Linked DNA regions of Homo sapiens: region 1 is linked to region 2. The links are chromatin loops, found by intact Hi-C in ENCODE. Cell type or tissue: PC-3. All regions are shown on one strand.

Region 1 (2,500 bases), 550 kb after region 2:
TTCTAGAAGCTGTCAAGACCTGTAAATAGTAGCTACCTCTTCTCTTTCAAGGTTGGCCTGACTCAAGAATTCCACCAAAACTATCTGTGGTAAGCAGAATAATATTTCCCTCCCCACTTCAAAGAGGCCCACATCCTAATCTCTGGAACCTGTAAATGGCAGTGGGGAATTAAGATTGCAAATGGAATTAAGGCTGCTAACTAGTTGACATTAAAATAAGGAGATTATCATGATTGAAGTGGGTGGGTCCAAGTGTAATCACAGGGTCCTTAAATGAGGAAAAAGAAGACACAAGAGTCAGAAACAAAGAGATGACATTGTGAGAAAGATGCAACCAGCTACTGCTGGCTTTGAATATGGAAGTTTTGTATGAGCCAAGGTTCAGACTCTAGATGCCAGAAAAGGCAAGAAAACAGACTCTCCCCTGGAGCCTGCAGAAAGAAATGCAATCCTGCTAACACCTTGATTTTAGTCCAATGACAACCATTTCCAACTTCTTACCTACAGAACTGTAATAAATGTGTGTGTTTTAAACAACTTAATTTGTGGTAATTTGTGACAGTGGCAATAGCAAATGAACATAGTATCAAAGTACACAGAGAGTGCTAGTACCTTCATTTCCTTAAAATACATGCTTGGCATTTATCTCACTGGATTATGCTGCTGCTTTATAGAAGTTGCCTCATTTGTATTTCCTACAGATTAGACAACCTAAATAGACTACCCATTGTTGTGGCTAGAGATAAAAGGAGAAAAATTCAGCAACCAGAAATAATTTAATGTACAATGCAAAAATATCTTTAAATGTTTTAATTGGACAAAAAAAGGTATAATTAGTGACAAGAAGTCATTGACTGGTGTGACCTTGTTCCAATCACTTTTATTGAAGAATAAAAGGATGATTTATCAAACCCAAGTTAAGAAACTCTGCTAAACATCAATGTATATGAATGGCTCACTGTAACCTACTAGCTAACATCATTTCACTCCTCTCTACCAGCACCCCAATTCACACTGAAGCACAATACCGGCTATTGATTTTATCCTGAATTTAGGGGAAATGCCTATTTTCAGAAAACTGCACATGCTACCTGAAACTTAAAACCAGAATAAACGATGTGTCTAACCCTAACCCTTAAAAATAAGTTATCCCAAGCATTAACCCAGAGTAGCTGTTTTATTCCCTCTGGACAAACATACAATAAATGTTCCTGAAAAGCAGTTTAGCAAAAGCATTGACAGATTCTTAGCTAGAGACAGATTCATAGCAAGAGAAAGCCTTACTATGATTCTCTAAACCCTTTATCATAAAGCACAAAATCTCTTACGTTTTTGGTTATCAAACGACTGAAAATATACCAATCCATATTCTACCCTAGTAAATGAAGTTCTTTGGTGGAAAACATTGATTGTTTTGCTCTAGAAGAGAATTTGGTGCCCTCTAGTGTTGAAAAACAAGATGATCCATTTCACCGTTAATAAACCAGCACTTCAGAGAGGGTCACAAAAGTACAGAATTTAAGAGCTAAATAGCATATTTCAGGACAGCACAGATATGTAATTATTTTTTAGTAGAAAGTTTTAGGCCAGGTGCAGTGCCTCAAGCCTGTAATCCCAGCACTTTGGGAGGCTGAGGTGGCTGAGTCACTTGAGTCCAGGAATTCAAGACCAGCCTGGGCAATATAGTGAGACCGCATCTCTACAAAAAATACACAATAACTTAGCTGGGCTTGGTGATGTGTGCCTGTAGTTGCACCTACTTGGGGGGCTGAGGTGAGAGGATCACTTGAGCTAAGGAGGCAGAAGTTGCAGTGAGCCGAGATCACGCCACTGCACTCCAACCTGGGTGACAGAGTGAGACCTTGTCTCAAAAAAAAAAAAAAAAAAAAAAAAGCAGTAATAGAAAGTTTTGGTCATGGATTATCATTCAATTTTTATTCTGATAGATTATCTTAAAAGCATTATTTTGAAATTGGGCCTCTTAGGTAAAATAATACTTGGCTATATGGTCTGTTGGAGATTTTCCCTCTGGCTTTACAAGGAGAACAAAGGTGAGTGATCTAAGCTTCTGCACCAAGAAATGAATAAAAAGGGTATAATATTAGGGTAATGACTTATAATGATTTTTTTAACGTTTTACAAAATACTGGAGACATAAAATAGAACAGAAAATAACATCTGTGATAATACTGCCCAGCTTAAGAAATAAAACATAATTAATAGCATTCCAGATTACATTCTCCTTCCCCTTCATAGATAACAACGCTCTCAAATTTGGCATTTTATTTTATTTTTGAGACAGGGTATTGTTCTGTCATCCAGGATGGGGTGCAATGGTACCATCATGGCTTACTGCAGTCTCAACCTCCCGGACTCAAGCGATCCTCCCACCTCATCCTCTCCAGTAGCTGGGACTATAGGCTTGCATAACCATGCCCAGCTAAGTATACATTTTTTGTAGAGATGGGGGTCTCACTATGTTGCTCCAGCTGGCCTTGAA
Region 2 (2,500 bases):
GAGTTGTGATGTTAACATAGTATAAAGCCTTAATCCAATAGTTTAAAAATACTAAGAATCAATTCCTCTTAAACGACAATGTAAGTGCTGTATCTCGTAATAATCATGCTCCTACCTCACAGCTTTTTATTTTGTGTGGATTATGTGGTCTTTCGTCATCATCAATGTCTACTTCTGACAGTCGCAACATGTTATATACTGTATCCCCTGTAACCTATCAAATTAAAAATATAATGTAATTGAAAATTATTGCACTCATCCTTTGAATTAAGAGAAAACCTTTGAAAACATCTTTCAAATAATTAAAAGAAAATTTCATGTGATTACATAAAAATATATGCATTTAATAATGCAAATAAAGCAACTTTATCTTAAAGGAGAAAAGCATGGATGGAGTTCAATCCCCCAATAAGTTTTTTGGAAATTTCCAATATATATTTAATGTAAGTTTTTATTAATAATATAATGCCAAATAATCTCCTACTGAATGACAACTTTTCATTCAAACATCATAAACAAATTTAAACTTTGGAATAGGATAAAATAAGCAAATAACAATAACAATGTGGTAAATGCTTTAGAGACATTATCTCATTTAATCCTCACAAACAACCTAAAAGTAGGAACTAATATTATCCTTCTACAGATAAGAAAAATGAGGATCAAAGAAGGTATAAAACCAACAGTGATGGCCTTTCTAACTTCTAACTATGCTACACATTGTCTCTGATGTGTTAGTTATATAACCCAATTGTAAAAACTGATGCAGAATGGCAACTTAAATCTCATTTTATTACACACTCTTATTTTTAAGGAATAAATGGAGGGAATCTATAAACATCAGACAGGCTGTGCTGGAGTGGCTCAAAAGAATGTGCCAATGCATATTTCCTAACCCACTGTTATTAATAAGTATTAACCAACAACATTGCAACATATAGTTTTAGTGTGATTCCTTTCATTCAGTGTTTTTCAAGAGTTTTAAAACAACACCAGCTTTCCAATTGTACTGAATTTGTTTTTTTCCCTTTCATCACCACAAAAATCCAGTTTTGCCCAGTATATGGGGAAACCATTCTTACTGAACCAGCAGAGGGCGCTGATGCACTAGTGATGTCCGATATGCCTAAGACTTAAAACATATAGAAACATATTTATGAGAATGGAGAAGAGTGAGAGAAGAAAACCTTCAGAATCCCTTTTTAAAGGGAATTGTTAAAAATTCTATAGAAAGGACGTTCCCTAATATGACATTAAATGTGAGCAGGATTAAATAGGTACTATTCAAAGTAATATTTACAGTAAGAAGTTTCAATGTCAACACAAATTCCACTTTAAACTTAAGAAAATCCATCATTAAGAAAATAAACTGTAAACTACTAAATATTATTACCTAAATGTCCTTCCAAAAGTGTAAAATCAATATTGGCTAAGTGGCACATTTTAGCTCATACCATTACTATGATTTTAAAGAAGGAATACACTAAAGTCACAACTAATGACTGAATTGAAAGATCCAAAAAGAACTTAGATGCTCCCTCATAGTGCACTATATTAGGAATATATTCCATCATTTTTGAAAATAATAAACATATCCTATGGAATGTTTTTACAAAGGTAGCTCTTAGATAAGTTAATCATATGTATCTTAGAAGTCTAAGGAATAACATAAAACCAAAAACTGAACCACAGGTTTAAAATCACTGGACACTAACCTTTCCAAAGATGGTATGCTTATTGTTAAGTTCATCTGCTCGACCCAGTGTGAAGAAAAACTGGCTGCCATTATCATGAGAACCAGCATTTGCCATGGCAACCAGTCCTCTCCGATTAAAACGCAACCGTGAATGAAATTCATCCTGAAATGTAAAAAGATTTAGTGAATGTCCTCAGTTATAAGACCCTTCATATGCAGTTATTCAACTTGACCTGCAAGGTCCCATACAACTTCTAATAAAAAATGCAGACATTTTACTTAATTGATTTTCAAGTATTTACTATTCTTTCAATGTTATTAAACTTGAATTCACTAGACTGTATCTTCTAAATATACTCAGACAGAAATATACCCTATTTTGTAGAAAGCTGCTTAGTTACATCTAAAGGAAGAGTACCCAAGGGGGAATGGATTTCTAAGTCATTTCCCTATTCTCATCCCAAAGTCAGCTATGCTTTTGAAATCTTCTATTATTTCTCCCAGAAAACTACCTTTGAGCCATTGCAGAGTATTCAATTATTACTCCTTCCCATCTCATTCTAAATGTCATTAAACAATTGCTTTGTTCTTGTTTTTTAATTCAAATAATCTACTATGATTGTGTTATGTAATTTTACCATGTCTTTTTAAAGTCCTAAGTTGAATCTTCTCTGAAATGGCACTGATTCTATTTGCCAGTTTTCAAAAGAGCAGGAACAAGCCTTTCTAAGGTGGTTTTCTCACCATGACAGGGCTACTTAACAAATATATTAGTCTCTTAGTTAACAGAATTTCCATCCAGCC

Evidence for each region. Hi-C counts contacts between places; a loop is a spot of excess contacts. Peaks named below come from ENCODE experiments on the same cell type or tissue, not always from the same donor. Only the 100,000 strongest peaks of a DNase experiment are listed, where the experiment ranks them.
Region 1: it touches region 2 in a loop (14-fold over the local background); 16 of 110 quality-filtered maps call a loop at or near these places.

The regions. Positions count from the first base shown.
Region 1 is chr5:64,228,309-64,230,808 of GRCh38, reverse strand. All of the region lies in intron 5 of RNF180 (ring finger protein 180), which reads right to left. Among named protein-coding and RNA genes, the nearest start is that of RNF180, 64 kb to the right of the region's middle. In PC-3, CTCF peaks have their summits at 1,233 and 1,434 (motif pointing left); a DNase peak (open chromatin) is centred at 1,438.
Region 2 is chr5:64,783,195-64,785,694 of GRCh38, reverse strand. It overlaps CWC27 (CWC27 spliceosome associated cyclophilin), which reads right to left. Exons shown (of 14, transcript NM_005869.4): 4 at 1,716-1,859; 5 at 116-214. Among named protein-coding and RNA genes, the nearest start is that of CWC27, 16 kb to the right of the region's middle. In PC-3, a CTCF peak has its summit at 1,093 (motif pointing right); a DNase peak (open chromatin) is centred at 1,104.